Linked DNA regions of Homo sapiens: all the other regions are linked to region 3. A link is a loop called in an ENCODE intact Hi-C map of the cell type or tissue named here. Cell type or tissue: endothelial cell of umbilical vein. All regions are shown on one strand. Region 1 has its middle 24 kb from the start of HS1BP3-IT1. Region 2 has its middle 18 kb from the start of HS1BP3-IT1. Region 3 has its middle 69 kb from the start of RHOB.

Region 1 (8,000 bases), 53 kb after region 3:
GGAGAGGGACATTAGCAACAGCCCAGACTGGGATCATGGCCTTAACCTGCCAAATGCTGGAGCTTGAGAGCAGGTTACCCACTTCTTCCCAGCAGCAGGTCCAACAGTCTCTGTGGGAAGACACAAAATTGTGGCTCAGTTAGCCAGCAAAGACCTAAGACTAGGAGGCCCAGAGCAGAGCTAGCCCCCAGCTCAGTGCCCGGCTGTGTATAGGGGATAAAATGGGGTGAGGCCATACCCAGGGTGCAATTGCTGCACACTCACCCAGGGCAGCAGCCCCCGTGTCGCCCACAGCCTGCTCTCACCCAAGACTGTGGCTCCTCCACCAGATGGACCAGGCACTTCCATGGCCCCTGCTTCCTGACCCTCCTGTCCACTTCCCACACAGCCTAGGGACCACTCTGAATGCCATCCCCTGTCCCCCGCCAGACCCTCTCCACAATTAATGATCTCGACAGAGTGGGTCTCCCTGCCACCTGCTATACCCTGACCCAGGGATACCCAGGAGATCTCCTCTGAAGCTTGACCCTGGCAGCCATCTGTAGCCTCCCACAAACTAGGAAAGGGTGGTGGTGGGGACAGCCCCTCCCGGGCAGGCCAACCCCACCCCGTGGGACAGTCAGCACACCCTGCAACTAGGGTACGTCTAATAACAGCTGCACTCATCCCACTGGAAGATGAATGTGGAACCTCTGATCCTGCTCCACCAACAGGGAGCAGGGCTCTCCAGGGCCAAGCCAAAGCCACCAGGCAGGTCAGAGCAGGGTTTTGTCACTCCTCTCAGGATATAGCGGGACAGCAGCAGCCCAGAGAGCCGGAGCCCTGCTGGAGCCTGCGCAGTGAGATGGATGTAGAGTCAGGGCTGGAACTGGAATGTGCTGCCTCACAGGCCAAGGCTTCCATGGAAAAAGAACAGCCATCATTCATGGCTGAGCGCTCCAAGCTAGCTACCACATACGCATTGCTTCCTGGTATGGTAGTTATGACAACCCTATTTCACTAATGAGGAAAGGGCTTAACAAACTCCACCAAGGTCGCAGTTAGCAAACAGCCCACCCTGCCCCTCTAGGAACTCCCAGCTCATTTCCCAGGACAGGAGGCTCTGCAGCTCCTGCTACACTCACCAGCTTTGCCCCATCCCGGCACTGACAGGGAGTTCACTCCTTGGGGAGCCCTTCCTTTGGCAGCCAGACTTATTCCCCTGCAGTAGAGTTCAAGATGTTTCCCCTATAACTGCCCATCTCCCCCGCCTGTGCCGGGGTACAGCTCTAAGGGAGACACAGACACTGCTTGGGCTGACTCCTTCCCAGCTGAGTCTCTGAACTGCCCAGGGATCTGTAGTATGTGGGTCCGGGTGGGGTGACTCCCAGCTCTCAGCATTTCTGCCCCAGTGGCCTGAGCACCTGTGGGTCCAAAGCCCTCAGAGTCACACTGGGTCTCCTGTTCCCTGGCTCTCTGGTCAAGGAAGACAAGGAGGAGCAGGCATCACTTGCTCACTCTGGCCACCTGCACTCTGGCTCTAGCTCTAGGCACTTCTCTCTTGGCTGCAGTGACAGGCAGCTGTGAGGCCAGGGATGGAGTTTGTCACAGGTTTTTTTTTTTGTTTTTTTTTTTGAGATGGAGTTTTGCTCTTGTCACCCAGGCTGGAGTGCAATGGCGCGATCTCAGCTCACTGCAAACCCTGCCTCCTGGGCTCAAGCGATTCTCCTGCCTCAGCCTCCCGACTAGCTGGGATTACAGGCACACACCACCATGCCCAGCTAATTTTTGTATTTTTAGTAGAGACGGGGTTTCACCAAGTTGGCCAGGCTGGTCTCAAACTCCTGACCTCAGGTGATCTGCCTGCCTCAGCCTCCCAAAGTGCTGGGATCACAGGCATGAGCCACCAAGGCTGGCCCCCCACAGGTTCTCTTTTCCCATTCCTAGAGGTCCCTTCACTACCCTTCTAGCCCCTGAACCCCTGAGAACAAGGATTGAGTTTCTCCTACTCTGTCCCCCTCTCAGAATCTCCTGACACCATGGAAGTCACGGGTATTGGGTGCCTGCATGTGCTAGAAGCCACCCTGCTCACCATCACACAGATTCATCTAATCTGTCAATAACACGATCTGATGAATATTACTAGTTCGTTTTACAGACGACAACACCGAGACTTGGGAGTTGACTTGATGTTACTGAGAAAAGGTCACATCCTTAGTAAGTGGCAGCAGCACGGGACTCACATCAATATGGGTGACCCCCGGACTCAAGTTCCTTCCACTGGTCAAGCCACATTCCCTGTAAGGTGCTGCTTCTAGAACAAGGGGGCAGAAGCTGGGGGCATCTCAGCCTTGCCCTCACACTGATTCCTACTGGGCTGCCTGAGGCCAGGCCAGTCAGACGCTGGGGAATCAAGGGGCTCTGTGCTTGCAGGGCCACAGGAGGGCCCGGCCCCAAGTATCCCAGTCCCCATACCCACCCTCGCCCCTGCTGGTAAGTTCGTTAAGACAGAGAGGCCTGAGGAAGGCATGTGGTGCTGGCAGCCAAACAAAGGGGGTCTGCGATCAGCCAGACACTTCCTCACTGGCATAAAGACCTACTTCCCCCCCAGACACAGCCCCCGGCCACTAGGACCCCAAAGAATGCCTGGAATGCCGTGGGGCCAGACAGTCTCCAGGCTCCTGCAGACAGAGGAGAGGCTGCCTTTGTGCCCAGAGGACTGACCGCAGGCTAGAAAGGTCACTCTCTGACCTGTGACCTTGCCCTTTCACCCCAGTCCCTGGGAGTAGCTGAGCTTCCCTCCTTAGGACCCACAGTGTCCCTTCCGTGCCAGTGGAACCTGACCCCAAGTTTGCAGCAGCTTCAAGAAAGAGGAGATGAGTTCCAATGATGCAGATGTGGCTCCCACAGCTGGCCCCCAGCACCGAGGGGGAACTCAACGTCCCCAGGGGCTCTCTGGAGGTCATTTGAACAGTCAGTCCCCTAGGAGGGCAGCTCCAGCCCCCTCCTCACCTGCTCCTCTAGGGCTGGTCTCGCTCAGTGCCTCAGGACCACCCCCACCACCCCTGACCTGCTGACTGCCCAGACTGTCCTAGAAGCTAAGGGCCTAGAACAAAAGAGAAATGAATCCCTATACTCAGGGCCATTCTAGCTGGAGACAGACACAAACCCAAGTCAGTTCTAGCAGGAGAAAGAGCCTCACAGGAGGAGAAAGGTGGTGCTGGGGGGTGCGGGGTAGGGGGCTGCAGTCTCACACGTGGTCAGGAATGACTTAGAGGAGGGCGGGAAGGAGTCCCGTGGCTACCTGGGGAAGAACATTCTAGGAAAAAGGAGCAGCAAGTGCAGAAACCCCAGTCTGTTCAGGGAACAGCAAGAAGAGCAGGGTCAGCACGTGGTGGGGGTTCCTAGGAGCTGGAGCCGGGCGGGTAATGGAGGAAGGGGCCAAGCCTGGGCCGCCGTCAGGCTTCAGTGTTCACTCGGGGTGAGATGGAAGCCCTGTCAGGTTTTAAGCAGAGCAGCAACAGGATCAGACTTGTGGCTTGTAACTGGGCCCTTTGTCTGGGGACTAGACAGGAGGTGAGGGAGGAGGTGACAGGAACCAAATCAGGAGGCTCCCAGGCCTGCCATGGCCCAGCCATGCTGACACATCTGCCTGTCTGTGGCAGCAGCTCCTGGAAGGAGCTCAGGGCCCAGGGCTGGGCAGCTGCCCAGGCCACATCCCATTCCACACTCACCGTGATAGGCCAGGCCCTGTGTTGGGGACAGGATGGAGAACCATAAGACATAGTGCTTATCTCGAAGAGTTCCCACCTGATGAGGGACAGGCAGATCTTGGCAGCCTCTCCCAGCTCTGAGCCCCAGAGCTCAGTTGGGACCTCCCAAGGGACTCATCAGCATCCTCTCTACTGCTGGCAAGGAGATTGCCCTCGAGGCCGTCTTGGTCACTCCAAAGCTTAGCCCACAGCCTGGTCTGTGGCTTGAGGTCCCAGTGGGCTGGAGACTCTCTGGGGTAAGCAGAGTACTGGTCGACTTCGGGCACCAATGAGCCCGGCAGCTAGGAATGACATGATCAGCAGGACTGACAGTGGCCCTACAGCTCAGCCGCAGCCCAGCCCAGCCTGCCTGGGCCTTGTTCCCGGGTAGCCAAAAGAATGGAGGCAGGAGAGAGAGAGAGAAAGGGAGGCCCATGTCCCACCACCCCCAAAAGGCAGAGAAACATGTTTAGCCTGTCTGTGACTCACTCTTCCTTACAAGAAAACTTTTTGTTTTTTCCTTCAAAATCGCAGACTTCCACCTTCAGACAATAACGTGTCCTCAGGAAGTTACGTATTTTGTTTTTCTGTGCAAGCTGCTGGGGCTTTTGTTGTTTTAGAAACGTCTGCTGTAATTGGGCCTGTGGACAGACTGTGGCTGCCTCTCAGAACAGGCTGACTCCTACATAGGGTGGCCAAATTTGACAAAGAAATATATCAGACACCCAACTAAATTTGAGTTTTAGATGAACAACAAATTCTTATTTTAGTCTAAGTATTTCCCAGGCAATATTTGAAACATACTCAGGCTAAAAAAATTCATTGATCTGAAATTCAAATGTAACCAGTATTTTACTTGGCAACCCTTCCCCTAAGTCCACCAACAAACCCACAGCCATGCCTCTCTCGGTCACCAGCCCCACTGGTTCCCAGTGTCCTCCTGATCCTCCGACTCCATTGATCCCAGTGAGTCTCCCAACCATTGGCCTGTGCCCTTGGAGTTGGGCACAGGGGACCTCAAGTCACAGGCCAGGCTGTGGGCTAAGTTCTAGAGTATCCAGGAAGCCCAAGCCTCACACATTCCCTGAACCTTGCCCTGCTTCCCATTTGCCCCACCGCCTCTCTCTACTTTCCAGAAAAGGCAGGCAGGTGCTGCTCCCCAGCCCCCAACAGTCTCCCTCCCTGGGATCAGGACCCTCTGCCTGGTCATTCATAGGAGTCCCTCTGGGCTGCCCCCAGCCCTGCCCAGGGCTTTTCTGGCCTCAGCCTGAGAGAAGCAAACCGAACATTGATCCTTTATGCAACGGGCTGCACCTGGCTCCCACCTGAATCAGTCTACTCCCCTAACCCCGGCCACAAGCAATTCCAGGGCTTTTGACACCCCAGAGACTACTCCTCTCATCCTCAGCACCCTCTTCTCATGGAAACGTTTGAAAAGAGAGTTTTTTTTCCCCCTTCTTTTAGGCTGGGACACCAGAATATGGAGTCCCGCTTCTGTTTTAAAGCACTATCTCCTGACTCCTGGGGTAAACATTTTTCCAACTTTATAGAATGCTAGAGCAGGGAAAACACCTTCCTTCCATTCTCTGGCCTTCAAATGATCGCCGTCAGGTTGCTGAACTTGAGCTCTTGGGCTCATGCATCTCATAAATGCTCCCTGGGCACCTGCTTGCTGCGGCTGAGCCCTAGGGCCACTGTCAGTCCTGCTGATCATGTCTTTCCTAGCTGCCGGGCTCATTGGTACTCGATGTCGCCTGGCAGCTGAACTTGGTCATGGGTATAAAGACAAAAGAGAGCCTCCATTGCAGCCCCAAGGGCTCAGGATGGTGGGAGAGAGATGGGTAAATGTCTAATTGCCTTATGATAATTCTAGGATGGCCATGGAGGACATCTTGGGGCTACCCAGGCTGACAGAGCAAGAGGTGGTTCCCAAGAACTGCCCAAGTGAGTTCCCAGGTGTTAGTAAGATTCTGCTAGGGGAGGAGGAGAAGAAATGGTGTCTCAGAAAGGGGAACAAGCCAGCAAGGCCTGGAGGCTTGGAGCAAGTGGCTCTCTGAGCTGGAGGAGTTTGGAGGTGTGACTTCCAGGAGGGCAGCAGGGTCTGTTGCATAAAGGGTCACTGTTTGGCTTGCTTCTCTCGGGCTGAGGCCAGAAAGCCCTGGGCAGGGTCATGGAAGGCCTCAGATGCCGGCTGGGAGCTTGGATTTTATCCTAAAGGCACTAGGGAGCCAGGAGAGGGCTGGGAAGGATTGCAGAACCCAGGGAGAGAGAAGAGGAAGACCTATGACAGGGCAGTGAGGACACTGGGGAGGGTCCGGCTTCTGGGACAGGGTCCCCATCTTCTTCCGCTGCTCTGAGACATAGACCAGGCCTTGAGGCTTAGTGTTTGCTAGACTTTGCGGTTAAAGGAAAAAACAAAACTGAAGGCCCAAGTCTGAAGATGGCTGTTCCTTGACGGTACCCCAGCACCCCCTTCCTTAGGCTGCACTCCATTCTGTCAGGCCTTTCCCCCAGCCTTGCTCCCTCTGCGTTTTTCCACCCTGGCCTAGGCTGGGGAGCAAGCTCTAGGCTGGGGACCCAGCCCTAGCAGAGGCCCCTCCCTCACAGCACAGCCTGAGCCCCGGGGCCACCCCATGCACCTCCAGACTCTTGGAGCCAGAGGCCTGTGAGGCAGCCCGGGCCTGTTCCCTCTCTTCCTGCCGAACACTCCCCACATTGTTCGACTTTGTGTCCTTTTTCCTGTGCCTCGGCATTTCCAACTTTATTGCCCTGGTTCCCTCCAAAGGTCATTGGCCAAACAGACTGGCGCCATCGGTTGGAAAAACAGCGTGCCTCGGATGCCTGGTATTGGTCCTCCTGAGAAGAAGGGACAGCAGCAGAGAGAGATCTTCCCACTGCTCACTCCCTCCAGCCTCCTGGACCTGCTGGGGCCCACATCCTGGCCCATGGGTACTTCTGTGCCCCTGCCTTGGGCCCATGCTCACCAGAGCTTCCCCCAGGAGTCTTTCCCTGGAGCCTGCTGAGTGCCCCAGGTCCACCTGCTCACATCAGGTGCCACTTCACGAGCTCGAAGTAGAGCCTGGTATCTCCCCAGTGCCACTGCCAAAGGGCTGGGCCAGAATGCAGGCCACTCAGGTGACATGGTCCTGCCTGCTCTTCTCCAGCAGGCCGGAGCACCGAGGCCAGGAATGGAGATTCCCCCTTCTCTCAGATCCCCGCAGGCCTGCTCCCCTCTTGCCTCATCTTATTTCCAAGGACTCCAGGCTCAGAGAGGTTGAGTCATATCTAAAGTCACAGAGCTAAGAGCAAGGGCTGGGACTGAGACTGAGGCTTTTGGTTTTACCCCCTGCACTCTTTCCTTTCTGATGGCTCAAGAGCTGGCTCGGTTCTGAAGTCTTTCCTTGAAGGGGCAGGGCGGCCCAGGGGAGAGGCTGGGAAGCAGGGCTCAGGCCTGGCTCTGCTGCCAACCCCTCATGTAGTTCTGCTCAGGCTCTTTCCAGGCTCTGCTGCCTCCTTCCAGCTCAGAACACCAAGATTTCTAGGTTGGGGCCATTTTTCCTCTGTTCCTATCAGAACACTTCCTCCGTCCCTGATGACACAGGCTATGGGGCTACAGAGACTTCTGACTCAGGTCTTCGTGTAGCCCCAGGACTCTGGAGTCCTGTCCCCGTACCCTACTCCACCCTATGCTGGTGATTTAGAACTTTAAGTTTGTTATACAGAGAGACAGCATGATGTCGTGAAAAACCAAGGACTTTGTCCTCCAACCAACCTGAGTTCTTATTTTGTTTTTTTTTCTCACTCAACTGTGAGATCTCGGTCAGGTTATGAAAGCTCTTTGAGCCTCAGTATCCTTATCTGTAAAATGGTTAGAATTATTATAAGGATTAAGTTACACAATGAAGAAAAGTACCTCGAACATGGAAGGTCTTCAATAAATGGCAGTGATTATTGTAATCTTCAGAGGCTCCTTCCTCCTGTCTCTTCAGGGTACTGGAGCCCGGGGATCAGCTCCCAGCCTGTCCTTCCCATCTGTTTGGGGGTCACTGGGCCTGCTCAGGAATCTGTGGACAGGAACACAGGTGGCCCCTGCTCCAGGGCTGCAGCTGTGCTCCTTGCACTTCTAACTGCTCCCTGCCAAGCCCCATGGGAGCAGAGGGGCCTGGGCAGCCTTCCTGTCTGCCAGCATAGCCCATCACTCTGTGGTCCCCAGGGCCACAGCCTACTGGTAGCCACCGCAACATAGAGAATGTGGTAGGCAGAATACTA
Region 2 (8,000 bases), 95 kb after region 3:
AATTTATCTTTTTATTTTTTTTTGGCCGCTTGTGCTCTTGGTGTCATATCTAATAATCCATGGCCAAATCTCAGGTCATGAAGACTTACCCTATATTTTTATTAAGAGTTTTATAGTAATAGCTCTTATATTTAGGTCTTTGATTTATGTTGAGTTAATTTTTGCATATGGTATGAGGTAGGGTGCAACTTCATTCTTTTTTTTTTTTGAGACAGAGTCTTGCTCCATCGCCCAGGCTGGAGTGCAGTGGTGTGGTCTCAGCTCACTGCAACCTCCACCTCCCAGGTTCAAGCAATTCTCCTGCCTTGGCCTCCTGAGTAGCTGGAGTTACAGACACCCATGACTATGCCCAGCTAATTTTTGTATTTTTAGAAGAGACAGGGTTTCACCATGTTGGCCAGGCTGGTCTCAAACTCCTGACCTCAAGTGATCTGCCCACCTCAGCCTCCCAATGTGCTGGGATTACAGGCATGAGCCACCACACCTGGCCTCTGACTTCATTCTTTTACACGTGGATGTCCCCTCCAATACAATTTCTTGGGAGGCTATTCTGCATGGAATGGTCTTGGCACCCTTGTCATAAATCAAGTGCCACACGTGTATGAGTTTATATCTGGACTCTTAATTCCATCCAGTTGATCTATATGTCTATCCTGTGCCAGTGCCACACTGTTTTGATTACTGTAACTTTGTAGTGACTTTTGAAATTGGGAAGTATAAGTCCTCCAACTTTGCTCTTCTTTTTGAAGATTGCTTTAGCTATTCAGGGTCCCTTGTAATTCCATACAAATTTTAGGATTAGCTTTTCCATTTCTGTAAAAACATCACATTGGGATTTTGATAAGCATGGCATTAAATCTGTAGATCTATTTGGAGATTACTGTCATTTTAACAATATCAAGTCTTCTAATCAATGAACATGGAATGTCTTTTTATTTTCTTAAATTTTATTTAATTTCTTTCAGCGGTGTTACATAGTTTTCAATGTTCAAGTCTTCCCCTCCCTTTGTTAAATTCATTTCTAGTTATTTTATTGTGTTTGGTGCTATTGTAAATTGAATCGTTTTCTTGATTTTCCTTTTGTAGTGTGTATAGAAATATAACTAATTTTGTGTTAATATTGTATCCTTCAACTTTGTCAAATTCATATATTAGCTATAATAGTTTTTTTGTAGATTCTTTAGTATCAGCTACATGTAAGATCATGTCATCTGCAAATAAATGTGGTTCTCCTGCTTATTTTACTATCTAGATGTCTTTTTTTTTTCTTGCCTAGTTTCTCTGGCTAGAACTTCCAGTACAATATTGCATAGAAGTAGCAGAAACAGGCCGGGTGTGGTGGCTCATGCCTGTAATCCCAGCACTTTGGGAGGCCGATGCGGGAGGATCACCTGAGGTTGGGAGTTCGAGACCAGCCTGACCAACATGGTGAAACCCCGTCTCTACTAAAAATACAAAATTAGCTGGCTGTGGTGGTGCATGCCTGTAATCCCAGCTACTTGGGAGACTGAAGCAGGAGAATCTCTTGAACCCGGGAGGTGGAGTTTGCAGTGAGCCATGATTGCACCATTGCACCCCAGCCCGGGCAACAAGAGCGAAACTCCGTCTCAAAAAAAAAAAAAAAAAAAAAAGAAGTAGCAGAAACGGGCATCCTGTCTTGTTCCTGATCTTCGGGCAAAGATTTCTGTCTTTCACCAAGTGTTTTCTTGACTCTCATTGGCTCATCCTCTACTTTCTCCAGGGTGTCCGGCTGTCACCCTTGCTCACTCTGCTGCCCCAAGGAAACCAGTTCTCCAGCCTTTGCCACACTCACATCCTCTAGTCCCCACCTCTGCCCTCCACTTTCTGATTCAGTGCTCTATCTTTCAAACCAAGAGTTTTTTGCGGAGTTCCTATGCCTCACTCCTGTGGCTCCAACTAGTCATGCATCTCTCCTCCCTGGCCCTCTCCCACAGCTCTGAGCATGAAGAGGCCTGAGGCACACTTCATAAATGCTGAGGTCCTGAAAAGCCTAAGAGGTCAGGCTTGCTGAGAAGAGCTATGTCTGAGCCCGCCTGGCTACAGGGAAAACAAACCCCAAAACCTTGTTGGCCTGATTGGCAGGAGCCCAGAGAGAACTGATGCCCATCCAAGAAACACAGGTGTTCAAGGGCCCCTGCTCTGTGGCTCTCCACCCATGGGTAGCTGCAGGATGAGCACCGTCCTTGGGGGCAGAGGCCGCCAGGCGCTGCATCAGGATCCTGGCCTGCTGCTCTAATAGTGCCTGTGAGAAGTCAGGTTCTCAGGGCTCTAGTCCTCGCTCTCTGCCACATGAGAACCCACAGCAGCCTTCCTGCATCCCAGCAAAGGACCATGCACTCCCCAAGCCAAAGGGGTCCTGGTGGAGACCTTCAGTAAGATTGCCACTTCAAAGCCGTTCCAGGGGCCCGGGGGGACCTCTGAGCTCTCCTCCAGGAAAAGGCCTGTTCTCGTGAGGCCTGTTGTAGCTCAGCTCTTGGAGCCTTCTCTAGGGAGCACATTGAACAGTTTTCCGAATACTGAGGCTCCTCTTGGCTTCATTCCAGGAGTGGGGGAGAGGAGGGAAGGCTGGGCTGAGCCGCTCTGTGGATTTGCTCAGCTGTGTGTCATCCCATACTGTGCCAGTAGGCCCTGAGCCACCATGCAGTTAATTCTCCCCATTCACCTGTCCAGGACAACACAGGGTAACTAGAGGAAGAAAAAGAAAAGCTGGAAATCGTACAGAGGAGGAGAGAGATGCTGTCAAGGAACAAAGGCCAGTTGGTGCCAGGACTTCCAGGCCAATTGAGGATTCTGACCCCTCATTGCTCCAGAGGACTCTGGAGGTGTCCTTTCCCTCAGAGGGTGCCCCCAGCCCCTTGACTCAGTTTTTCCCATTTACTGGACTGGAAACCCCTCCCACCATCAGTGAAACGTTTGCTAAGCCTCACTTGGAGCCCAGGTACCCTGGGGACTGTGGGGGCTATCACCAAAGGTGGGGCATGGTCTGGGGATACCAGGTATCTTGGGGCAGCAGGCATCTTCTACTTCATGAGCTTCCTCCCTGTGGTTCCTTTTTTATTTTTAAGTAGATTTTTTTTAAAGAGCAGTTTTAGGTTCACAGCACAATTGAACAGAGAGTACAAAGTCCCCACATGCCTCCTGCCCCCACACATGCACAGCCTCGCCCACCAGCAACAGCCTGCACCAGAGTGGGACATTTACCAGTGAACCTACATGGACACATGGACGCCTCCTTATCACCCAGAGCCATAGCATACATTAGGGTTCACTCTTGGTGCGGTGCATTCTGTAGGTTTAAACTAATGAATAATGCCACGGATCCACCATGAGAGTATCATACAGATAAGTTTTTGCCCTAAAAATCCTCTGTGCTCCTCCTATTCATCCCTCTCTTCCCCTTGAACCCCAGAAACCACTGATCTTTTTATGGTCTCTGTGGTTTTGCTTTTTCCAGGTCAGATAGCTGGAATCATACAACATATATATCCTTTTCAGATTGCCTTCTTTCACTTAGTAATAGGCATTTAAGTTTCCTCCATATCTTTTCATGGCTCGATAGCACATTTCTTTTTAGCACTGAATTAAATGCTCAGTGGAATCATCACCTGGATATACTGCAGTCTGTTTACTCATTCACCTACCAAAGGACATCTTGGTTGCTCCCAAGTCTTGGTAATTGTGAATCAAGCTGCTATAAGCATCCATGTACAGATTTTTGTGAGGACATAAGTTTTAACTCCTTTGGGTAAATACCAAGGAGCACAAATGCTGGAGAGTATGGTAAGAGTATGTTCAGTTTTGTACTGTGGTTTCCACAGGTATATTGAGATATAATTCGCGTATAATCAAATGTTCCCATTTTAAGTGCACAGTTTGATGAGTTTTGGTGAACGTTTATAGTCATGCTCACAGCGTAGCACACTTCCATCACTCCCAAAAGCTGCCTCATGGCCCCTTGCAGCCAACCACTCCTGTCCTGCCCATCCCCAGCCCCTGGCAACCATGGGTCTGCTTTCTGTCACTACAATTTTGCCTTTTCTAGGGTTTCATATATGTGGGATCATACAAGATATAGTTTTGGGGTCTGGCTTCTTTCACTTAGCATGTTTGTGATATCCATTGTGGTATGTCTGTTAGAGGGTTTTTCCTTTTTGACGCTGCACAGCATTCCGCTGCATCCATGTGCCACTGTTTGCTTGTTCATTGACCGTTTGTTTGATGGATATTTGGGTTGTTTCCTTTGGGGGAGGAACCCTTATGAATAATGTTGCTGTGAACATTCGTGTCTAAGTCTTTGTGTGTGTGGCTTCTTTTCGAAGGAAGGGGGAACGCTGGCTCACTCCCTCCCAAAGTGATTGAGGGTTGATAAGGAAGCTGGGAAATCCCAAGGGGTAAAGAGAAAGGGATACAGGCCAGCCTGACCATGGGCCGCTGGGACTGCCAGAAACCTCTCTCCACTTGACCACATCGTGCGCAAAGTTCAGGGACCAGGAGAGGGAAACCGATGTGTTTACTTCCTGTCTCCATGGTGCTGGGAGAGCTGTTGTTGCTCTGAGTGTGGGGTGAGCTGGAATGTACTCCCCGCTGCCGCAGTCCTGTTGACATTATTCCTTGTCAGAATGGCTCATTTCCAGTTCGTTCCATCTACCCTCCCTTTGGTAGACCTCCATGACCCACCTGGATCCAGTCCCCAGTCACATACCAGGGCCCCCTGGACACAGGGTCCCTCAATCCCAGGGCCCCTTTCTGGGTCTCCAGTGGTTTTGTATGTGCCCATTCCCATGCCCCCCACCCCACGGTGAGGCAGCAGAAGCAGGCCATCACCCTGCTCAGCAGCGTGGGGTTCAGAGAAGCTGAGAGATGGCAGAGGGTGGCACAGCCTCCTCCCGCACCTACAACCACCCTCCATGGAGAGCAAGCCATCAGCACCCCTTTCCACGAAGATGTCTGGTGTTCACTCTCAGATGAAGAGAGGGAGTACTCAAACTCTAGGATTCCTCATAGCCCAATAGACAGCAGCTTAACAGAATTTCAACAGAATGTTAATTACACACATATAATGAATACTATGCATCAGGTATTGTTCAAATAACTTTACAAATATTAACTCATTTAGCCTTATACTACCCTAATGAGGCAGGTAAAATTATTACCCCCATTTTATAGAGGAGGAAATTGGGGCACAGAGAGGTTAAGTAACTGGCCCAGGGTCACACAGCCAGGAAGCCCAAAAGCCAGGAGTTGGCTCACATTTTTAATCTCTGCACTCTGCTGCCTATGGATTTGTTGGTTTCCTTCTTTTTCCAATCATTAAATTATCCTAACAGTTTTATTGAGATATAATTTATATACCGTAAACATCACCCATTTTAAGTGTACAATTGAACAATTTTAGTAAACTTATCAAATTGTGCAACCATCACAACAAGCCAACTTTAGAGCATTTCTATCACCCTGGGAAAGATTCTTTGTGCCCTTTTGCAGTCACTGTTAGTTCCAACCTCTGCTTGAAGCAACCATTAATCTTTCTGTCTCTGTAGATTTGTCCTGGAAATTTCCTATACATAGAATCATACAATACGTGGTCTTTTGAGTCTAGCTTCTGTCACTTAACATGATGTATTTGAGGTAGATCCATATTGCAGCATGTATCACTCCATTCGTTTTTGTGATCTAATAATATTCCATTATATGGATTTACTGCATTTAGTTTATCCATTCACCAGCCGAGAGGCTTTTCCATTGTTTCCACTTTTTGGCTGTGATAAATAAAGCTGCTATGAACATCTGTGTACAAGCCTTTGACTGGACATATATTTCTCTTTCTCTTTAGGTATATGCCTAGGAGTGGAATTGCTGATTTGTGTGGTACATTTATGTTTACTTGTTGTAAAAACTGCTAAATCTATTTCCCAAAGTGCTGCACCATTTTCCATTCCACAGCCATGGATTTTATAGACTGTGAGGTCCCGATGCAAATCCTAGGGCCACCCATACAAGCAGACAGAGCCCAATTTAGGGTCCTGGAACCAACCTAGGTGTAAAATGAAGCCATCTGGGGATGGGGGGGACTGAGTCAAGCTCAGCCTCTCTGCAGCTTCTGATGTCTGAGAAACAGGTGGGCAAGAAATCAGCTGTTCTACTTTCTAATCCAGAAAAACATTGCCCTCTGGGACCTAGAGCACTTGTTAGGGGAAAATCAGCAAAGTGGCGATAACACCAAAAGGAAAAACAGAAACACACTGTGGAGACGTCAAGGGCGATCTCAGCAAAGGAAGAAAACCAGCTTGAGAAGGCAGCAGTAAAGGCAGTTGGCCTGCAGCTCCCATGCTCCGGAAGCCTTTAGTTCCCACTGCCAGCATCCTCAGAGCCCTTTCCGACTACCTCGGAGGCCAGCGAGAGGATAATGGGGTGATGGCAAGGGGGAGCCCCAGGACTCAGCTGCCTATGGCTCTGAACAGACAGTGCTGGTCCAGCCAGGGAAGGCCTTCTCCAGAGGGGCACTGCTGGAGGAAGGAAGGAAGGAACGCCGCTGCCCGCCTGCCAGCCAGGATAGCTCTGAGTGTCACCAGCTCTCCAGTTTGTGCCACATGTTATCTAAGGAGTCATTTCACTATTTAATAAAGAGATCCAGCTTTTGATAGAGAGAATTTGACATGTCTGGCAGCAGCTGCAAAGGACAGAACTTTATAATGATGGCCCGTGGTGGGTGTCTACACACACAACTGCCTGCCCAGCTTCCTCCTGACACGTCCCCTCACATGGGAGTGAAACCGACATGGCACTGCTGAAACACACAGAGTACACAGGGATGGCACAGGGGGCATGCCTTGCAGAATGGAATGGGCCTCTGCTTGCTGCTGAATGCCACGTGCTCAGGACAGGTGGTAACTGTACTGGGTCGAATTGCGTCCCTTCAAATTCATGTCCACAAGGACGCTGTGAAGGTGCTCCTATTTGGAAATAGGGCCTTTGCAGGTATAATTAAAGGGAAATGAGGTCATATCAGATTACAGTGGGCCGTAATCCAATGACTGGTATTCTTTCCTATAAGAGGGAAATTTGGGCACAGACACAGAGAAGACACCGTGTGAAGACACAGACACAGAGGAGAGAAACTCATATGAAGACAAAGGCAGAGGCTGGGGTGATACAGCTATAAACCAAGGGACCCCAAGTGTTGCCAGGAAACCCCCAGAAGCCAGGACAAAACAAAGTAGGATCCTTCCCTAGAGATTTCAGAGGGACCATGGCCCTACTAACACCTTGATTTTAGACTCGTGACCCCCAGAACTGTGAGATAATACATTCCTGTGGTTTAAAGCCACCCAGTTTATGGTGCTTTGCCAAGGCAGCTCCAGGAAATGGAACAAAAGCTGAGCCCAGGCTGCAGGTAACAAACTGTCCATGCTGGCAGGTGGCAGAGGGGGAAGGACAGGCAGAGAGGGCCGCATGGAGGAGGCACCTCCTTTAGTTGTGCCTGAGGTTCAGGCAGAAGGCCCAGAGAACAGAAGTGAAACTAGAGGCTCAGCATGGCTCCTGGTAGAATTGGCTTTAATGGCTCAAGTTTTTTCATCTTTGCTTCCTCCAACTTGCCTGGAACAGGTACTGCACACGGTAGGTGCCCATTACGTGCTTAGTGTTTATGGATGAGCTCTGCATGTGGGAAAACAAACGACATGATTGGCCAGTTGGCCTGGAGAGAGCTAGCCCAGCTTTATTTAAAAAGCCATTCAGAGGCGGCTGCTATGTGCTGAGTTGGCAGAGAAGCATCAGGCCTCTGAAAGTCAGCAATAAAGAGTCGGCTTACCGAGGCCACATGCTGAGCCCATAATCCCACTTCAGAAGCTGTAGCTTTAGCCTGAGCATGACCCGACACATGAAATTGCTTGGCTCTTCCCAGTAGCCAGAGCCACGGAGCACAGGAGTGAGAGGCCAGCCACAGAGGAGGGTGGATATCTGTGTACCGCGTGGGATTC
Region 3 (8,000 bases):
ACACTGCTGCCTGCTGCCTGATCTGTCTGACGGTATTCATTTCTCTGTAGACTTGGCTCTGACAACTCCCACCGAGTGACAGTTGCACAGGGGACACCTGCCTGTCTTGTTCACTGCTGTGTCCCTAGTCCCTGGAACAGGGCCTGGCACATCGTAGGTGCTTTAGGTTAGGTTATTTCATGAATGAGTAAGTGGGTAGAGTTACGGGGCACAGGGGAGAGTCTACAGGGCTGGGGCGCACAATTCTAAATCGGGCAAGAGCCCCTTAGCCCACCGCCTGTGGATGCAGGAGGGAGGGCCGGTGAACCGCCCTCCCCATTGCTGTGTCTTTCTGCCTCTCACTTTCTCTCAGGCCCCATGTCCACAGTCTGTTCTGCCTTTTTAAGAACAATGAGTCAATAGGCCCAACTTGCTGTGCAGGGAATTACGTTCAGCTGGTGTAATTTCCCCCTTACCTAGAGAGAAAGGCCAGCATGAAGGTGCAACCGTGAGGACCGTTCAGTTGCATGGGAGAGGAGAGGAGCACATGGGGAAGAAGAACCAGGGTGGCTGGGAGTGGACAGGATGCCCCCAGTTTCCAGCCCCTGCCTCTGGGGCATGTGTGTGAGGCTCAGCTGGCAGCCACCACAGGCATGGCGGATGCATGGCTATGTCCTGTGTGGCTCACTTACCAGGAGCAAGCTGTCTACCCAGGAATGGCCTCTCCCCTCCACCCCGAGTGGTCAGAGCCGGCCTCTCACTGAGCCCCCAAAGCTGACAGGGTCCCCTGGATCATCAGGCCTTGACTACTCAACCCAGAGACTGCTACCCCAAAGTGGGGCTTCTGGGCCCTACGGCCCCCCTCACCACCCCAACTCCGCCATGGCGGGAGCTGCCATTAGAGATTTGCAGCTCTATCCCCTCAGGGCTCCCGTTCTTCTACCACAGCCACCAGGAGCCACGCTGAAAGCCATCATGTCCCGAGGGTGACCTGGGCTGCATGCTCTGCCTGGACCTTCCCAAAGGCATAAGCCTCAGAGCTGAACAAACATGGAATCAAGATCTGAAATGTGGCTGGGCGCGGTGGCTCACGCCTGTAATCCCAGCACGTTTGGAGGCTGAGGCGGGCGGATCACCTGAGGGCAGGAGTTTGAGACCAGCCTGACCAACATGGTGAGACCCTGTCTCTACTAAAAGTGCAAAAATTAGCTGGGTGTGGTGGTGCGCACCTGTAATCCCAGCTACTCGGGAGGGTGAGGCACAAGAATCCCTTGAACCCAGCACGTGGAGGTTGCAGTGAGCCGAGATTGCACCACTGCACTCCAGCCTGGGTGACAGAGGGCGACTCCACCTCAAAAAAAAAAAAAAAAAAAAAAAAAGAAAGATCTGAAATGTAAATGCCACCGTTTTATCAGATTAAGCATCATCCCATCCTATTGAGGGTCTTTTTTTCTTCACACAATTTCCTCCCCGTTTCCCCAAACAACACTATGTTGGTTTCTGTTTCTCCTGCACTTGGCCTCCTTCCCTCCCCACCACTCCCACCCTGCTATCTGTGCTGCCTCGACAGCTTCCCAGTGGGTCTCCCAGGGTCACGCGGCCCCCTCCACTCTGCATTCCTCATTGCCTGCCTTGGAGTGATCTTTCTTCCACACATCTCACCAACCCTCACTCAAAACCCTTTTGTGGGCTGGGCACAGTGGCTCACGCCTATAATCCCAGCACTTTGGGAGACCGAGGCGGGTGGATCACTTGAGGTCAGGAGTTCAAGACCAGCCTGACCAACATGGTGAAACCCTGTCTCTACTAAAAATACAAAAATTAGCCTGGCATATTGGCGGGTGCCTGTAATCCCAGCTACTGAGGAGGCTAAGGCAGGAGAATTGCTTAAACCCGGGAGGTGGAGGTTGCAGTGAGCTGAGATCGCTCCACTGCACTCCAGTCTGGGTGACAGAGCAAGACTCCATCTCAAAACAAACAAACAACAACAAAAAAAACCTTTTTGTGGCTCCCACTTACCTGCTGAAAAAGTTCAGACCCGTTAGCTGAGAACTCAAGGTTCTCTATAATCTCCCCCATTTATCCGTCCGTCCTCATTGTTGTCTCCCAGTTCCCTGTGCCCCAGCCACAGCAGACTTTTCATGCTCTCCAACGCCTGGGGACATTGCCAGCCTCAGGACCCTTTGCCCATACCATCCCTTCTACCTGCTGTGACTGTGTTGTGGCTTGAACTGTGTTCCCCTCAAAAGACCTGTTGGGATCCTAATCCCTGGTACCTGTGACAGTGACTTTATTTGCAAATAGAGTTTTTGCAGATATAATCAAGTTAAAATGAGGTTGTACCAGTTGGGGTGGGCCCTAAATTTAATGACGAATGACCTATAAGACAGCCATGTAAAGACACAGGGACCCAGAGATGCACAGGGAGAAGGCCATGTGAAAACAGAGGCCGAGGCTGGGGTGATGCCCTCAAGCCAAGGACACCAAGGGCTGCCAGAAAGCTCCAGAAGCAAGGAGAGGGACATGAAGCGGGTGCTCCCCCAGACCCTCCAGAAAGGACTGGCCTGGATGACACATTGCCTTTGGACTTCTGACTGTGAGGCGGCACCTTTCTGTTGCTGCAAGCCACCAAGTTTGTGGTGGTTTGTTGTGGCAGCCACAGGACACAGGCAGCCTGGCACCTGGATGCCACCCACAAACGCGTCGCCTGAACACAGCCTGCCCTTCCTCTGCATCCAGTCCCTTTCCACCTCCTCCCTGACACCTTGCTTCGTGTTTCCTGAGAGCTGTGTGCTCCTGCTGAGGTACTTCTCTCTGACACCTGTTTTCTAGCTCTCCATGTAGCCGTCTGGCCCCACCACTGGAAGCCCCTTCAGGTCTGAGTTCCCTGGGGCTGGTTTGGTTTTCTCTATAGTCAAGCTTGAGGTGGGTAATCAGGACAGCCCCCAGCCAACCCAAGGACGGTGACTGCTCCATCAGGAAGCACCACCTATTCCATTAGCAAATATATATCGAGCACCCAGTGTGCATGAGGCATTCTTCTAGGTCCTGTAAACAGAGCCATGAACACACTGGGGGCCTCACAGAGCACATGCTCCAGGGGGAAAGATGGTCTACACCTATCACATGGCACTGCCACAAAGGACTCAAGAAGAGCAGTTCAAGGGCACAGATAGTCCTGTTGGGGGAGCATTCCTATTAGGAGGAAAAAAAACTCATTACACAGACCTCCGCATAGATGATGGCCCAATTGGGGTCAGTCTGGGGACAGAAGACAGCATGAGTCAGCCACACTTCAGCCATCTGAAAAATTCTCTGTGCTCCCCTGTTGCAGACAGAGAAACTGAGGCAGGGGAGTGCTGCTGTTTTTTTCAGGGTATCTCAGCCAGGCAGGGGCTAGGACTGGGAGTCAAATTGGAAGCCCCTCCCGCTTCTGACTTCATCCCTCTGGTTTCCTGTTGAGCCCTCTGGAATGCATGTTTCCCTGCAGTGACGCATAGTCAGGGAAGGCAGGCGCTGGGGCCGTGCCCTGACTGAGTGTGAGGTAAGGGCTCTGTATTAGTCAGTTTTCACACTACTGATAAAGCCCAAGACTGGGTAATTTATAAACAAAAAGAGGTTTAATGGACTCACAGGTGTACGTGGCTGGGGAGGTCTCACAATCATGGCAGAAGGCGAAAGGCATGTCTTACATGGCGGCAGACAAGAGAAGAGAATGAGAGCCAAGTGAAAGGGGAAACTCCTTATAAAACCATCAGATCTTGAGAGACTTATTCACTACCATGAGAACAGTACGGGGGAAACTGCATGTTTTCAGCTCTCTCTCACCGGGTGCCTTCCACAACACGTAGGGACTATGGAAGCTACAATTCAAGATGAGATTTGGGTGGGGACACAGCCAAACCATAGCAGACTCCTTTCTGCTGTTCCCCTCCCTGGTCATGTGACTCACATGCCCTGCAGTGAATCCTAACAGCAGCATGAGAGCACAGCAGCCAGAATCCCCCCGGGTTGGACACCCTGTGATGGCAAGGTTAAGGGGTCACCCGACAGTCAGAGAGGAAAAGAGCAGGTGAGTGTCTCAGATGCGCACACACCCAGCCACCTGTTGGGAGTGGACATGAGCAGGGTTGGGCGGGAGAGGTAGTGTGTGAAGGTGTCCCCAAGTATCCTCTGCCTGGAGCCAGGCAAGAAAGGTAAGAAGTCACGTGTCTTCCAAGAGTGGCACCAGATGGAGGCCTTTCCTGTTTGAAATTGACTGGGTTTTAGGCGGCTCTGGAGCTTCTTCTTTGCTCAGCTGATGGCAAAGCTCTTGGAAGCTTGATGGTGGGACAAAGCTTAGAAGCAGTTAGAAGTGCTAACCAGGCACGGGGGGTTCAGAGGTGGCGGGCACACTGGGAAGTGCCACGGAGAGGCTTTGAAACTGGGCAGGCTAGTCAGTGCATGGACTGATTCAGCCCAGCAAGTATTGATTAAGCACCTGCCATCTACCTGGCACTGTGGGTTTACAGTGTGGGAGCAGGGCAGAGGGAAGTGCCAGCACATCCCTGCAGAGGGATGAAGAGGTGGCAGTGGTGAGGTTAGATAGCTCGAGCCCAGTGCAGATGAAGATGGTGAGAGCAGAGTCTGTGCACCCTCAGCCCATAGCAGCGAGAATCCTGCTGGTTGTGTACAAAGAGGCCAATACACCCGTAGGCCACAGGAACCTAACTCTAACTTATTAGAGTGGGAGCAGGCCCTTCTCCTACTCAGTTTCAAGGATGGTCCTTCCTGGAGCCAGAGGACTGTCGGAAATGACTGTGTGGGTCCTTCCAACCTGGGGAGTCTGTGATTCTAAAAACAGGCAAACAACCTCAATCTCCCTGGATCTCTGCCTTCCCACCCCCAGCCCCCTCTTCCTTAGACAAAGGGCTCTTGGAGGGATCTGAGGCTCATTTCATAGAAAGCTGAAAATAATATGAAGTAGAGTTTCTATTTTAGAGGGTAACACTTACATAAGGTGGGATCTTTCAAAATGTTCAATCTGATACCTATTTAGGGAAACATCAAACAGCCCCACAAACACAGCTCGGGGGAGGAGGCCACTCTGTTCTCCTCCGCATCCCCAGCTGGCTGAAGTGGTCTGTGGAGCTGCGGGGCATCTTAGATGTGCCTCCTGGCATGAGCAGGTGCCATGGGCTGGCTTCCTCAGCCAGGCAAGCCTGTCATCCTGCTCACTGCCTGTCCCCTGCATGGGTCAGAATCAGGGTGCTTGCTGGAGACCCCAGAAGGGCTGGGCACCCCCAGAGATACTGCAGGTGCCCCATGGAGGAAGAAAGCCTCCAGGTCGTGTGAACCTGGGACCTCAATCCAGGTCTTTTGGCACTCAGACCTCAAGCACTTTTGTTTGTGCCACATGGTTCTTGAGAGTTAATAAATAAAGGGCGGGGGAGCGGGAAGGAATGTCCTAAAGGCTTACTTGGTTAAATCTTTACCTACTTCCATTACCAGGCTCAACTTTGAAATTTCAGAAGGAAAGGAAGAGATGAAAAGAAAAATGTCACATTTCAAATCCTTCCCACAGTGACTCATTTCAGAAGTGGGGTTTCGTCCTTTTTAAAAACAGAATCAATACCGTCTTTCATGAAAACAGCTTTTGTTTCCCCTTCAGCTGCAAGCCTGACCGATCCTTCTTGGCTCAGTGCAGAGCCAGAGAAGGAGGCCAATGAGCAGCTCTCATTGCGGGCCTGGCAGGAACACCAGGGCAGGGCAGGGCGGGAGGGTGGGGAGTGCTGTTTGGAGGGAAAGAAGCTAGAGAGACCCTCTGCCTTCTTCAGGAAAGGCCTTCACTGTTAACACCCCCATTCCCACCAGCTTCTAGGCCCTCACCCCACCCAGTAAAGCCAAACATCAAGCAGGGGACTGTGGACGCCACTCATTTTCCTAGAGCATCCTGGTCAGTGGATTTTAGAATGGTCCCAGCACCCCAGAAACATTTGGGTCTCTCCTCCTCACCCCCATATGGGGGTCAATCAGTGGACAGCCTAGGCACCTGCTTATGGGGTACTTTATTTAAATGCCTTAATAATTGTTACTTTTTGTTCTTTTGTTTTTTGGATGGAGAGACTCAAACATCTGTGCTCTGCATGCCACCCCTTTAACAGTTTAATACACTTATACTTTAAGTATGTGTACATTTGGAGCACTTACCTTGGACTTGGACAATTAAACACACTTAGGTTCATTTATTATGTATTTCTTTATTTTTATTTTTTTGAGACGAAGTCTCACTCTGTCACCCAGGCTGGAGTGCAGTGGTGTAATCTAGGCTCACTGCAACCTCCGCCTCCTAGGTTCAAGCGGTCCTCCTGCCTCAGTCTCTGGAGTAGCTGGGACTACAGGCATGCCCCATGACGCCCAGCTAATTTTTTTTTTTTTGCATTTTTAGTAGAGGCAGGGTTTCACCATGTTGGCTAGGCTGGTCTCGAACTGCTGACCTCAGGCGATCCACCCACCTCGGCCTCCCAAAGTGTTGGGATTACAGGCGTAAGCCACCGTGCCTGGCCTATTTATTTCCCTGATTACCTCTAATAATTTTACAGAAGTCGAGATACAAAGCTCCAAAGGGACACTCCATTCTAGGCCTCCATCCATGAGCATCCTCTACTACATTATTGAAGAGCTAAAGTTTGAGTTGAGTGTTTGAAGATGAAAAAAAGTTTTTTAGACAGACAAGGATGTGAGTGTTGTGGGGATGGGAACAGCTTGTGCAAAGGTGCATTAGAACCAACAAGCATGGCCTACTCAGAATTCAGCAATTGATTCAAGCTTGCAGCGGGGACAGGGAGCACGTGGAGTGGCAGGGTTCTGTTGGAGTGGCAAAGGGTGGATTGTGCTGGGGCTTGTAAGCTACACTGAGAAGACCAGGCTATCCTGGGAAGAATGGGAGTTTTTGAAATGATTTAAGAGTGAAATGAACTTCTGAGATCAACATTTTACAAGGAATCTTAGGTCTTCTGCCTTGGAGCACCATTAACAATGGTCCCCTTTCTCCAAAGACTAAAATGTTTCTCAGATCATAAGGGGGACAATGAGTATCCAATGGCAAACGATGCTGCTATGATTTGAGTAATGGTCTCTCCTCCAAAATTGATATTGGCACTTAATCCCTGATGCAACAGTATTAAGGTTTGTGGCCTCTAGGAGGTAATTAAATCATGAGGGCTGTGCCTTCATGAATGGCATTAACACCCTTGTAAAAGGACTTGAGGTTGAAGGGAGTCTCTTCCACCATCTTCCTTCCATGTGAGGACACAGCAACTAGGCACCATCTTGAAAACAGAGAGCTTCCTCACCTCTCTGTTGGTGCCTTGATCTTGGACTTCCCAGCCTCCACAACTATAAGAAATAAATTTCTGTTCTTTACACATTACTCAGCCTAAGGTGTTTTGTTAAAGCAGTAAAAACAGACTAAGACAGATGCCTTATCCTCACTGATCCCCATGGCAGGAGAACCCCTATCCTGGCCTGTGCCCATGGAAGAGCCTGGTGTGATGGGCCAATTAAGCAACTGCCACAGAGAGGGAGCCCTGCCTGAACCCCCTTTGTTGACTGCTGCAGCCAAGTATACCATCTCAGTAAAGAGGGGCTCAAGAATGGTCTCAGATGTGGGCAGGCCCAGGGAGAAGGAGCTGTCCCCATTCTTGAACCATTGTCAGGTTGGCCATTGAGTTGGGCTGAGTTTGGACTTGGCCAGGATGGAAAGTGAGGAAGAGGAGAATGGACAAAGAAAAGTGGCCCTGGATATTAGATGGTGGGGCCTGGGGGTTGACAATTCCTGTCTCCTGGGGTAGCGCAGTGCTGGCCACAAACAGGGCATCTGGTGAAAGTTTGCTGATTGACAGATAGGGCGGGCTCCTGCTCCCTCCACCTAAGCCTTGTGTCTCTGAGAACCCCCTGGAGGAGAGGACACAGCTCTGCACCTCCTGTGGCTGGAGGGCTTTGTACCTGGAAGTCACCTTGGCAGGAAGCCTTTCTGCCTC

What was found. A loop is a pair of places that touch in the nucleus more often than their neighbours do. Peaks named below come from ENCODE experiments on the same cell type or tissue, not always from the same donor. Only the 100,000 strongest peaks of a DNase experiment are listed, where the experiment ranks them.
Region 1: a loop joins it to region 3, with 5 times the contacts of the local background. A loop is called at or near these places in 21 of 110 quality-filtered maps.
Region 2: it touches region 3 in a loop (3-fold over the local background); 13 of 110 quality-filtered maps call a loop at or near these places.

The regions. Positions count from the first base shown.
Region 1 is chr2:20,565,010-20,573,009 of GRCh38, forward strand. It overlaps a transcript of HS1BP3 not described here. Among named protein-coding and RNA genes, the nearest start is that of HS1BP3-IT1, 24 kb to the right of the region's middle. RefSeq lists an enhancer at 6,568-7,068. In endothelial cell of umbilical vein, no CTCF peak of the experiment used is centred here; DNase peaks (open chromatin) are centred at 2,512, 4,282 and 6,522; H3K27ac peaks cover 6,181 bases.
Region 2 is chr2:20,606,966-20,614,965 of GRCh38, forward strand. It overlaps a transcript of HS1BP3 not described here. Among named protein-coding and RNA genes, the nearest start is that of HS1BP3-IT1, 18 kb to the left of the region's middle. RefSeq lists enhancers at 2,200-2,699, 7,991-8,000. In endothelial cell of umbilical vein, no CTCF peak of the experiment used is centred here; DNase peaks (open chromatin) are centred at 4,486 and 6,256; H3K27ac peaks cover 2,100 bases.
Region 3 is chr2:20,511,586-20,519,585 of GRCh38, forward strand. No RefSeq gene overlaps it. Among named protein-coding and RNA genes, the nearest start is that of RHOB, 69 kb to the left of the region's middle. RefSeq lists silencers at 5,658-5,707, 5,738-5,787, 5,798-5,897. In endothelial cell of umbilical vein, no CTCF peak of the experiment used is centred here; DNase peaks (open chromatin) are centred at 3,486 and 5,556; H3K27ac peaks cover 2,373 bases.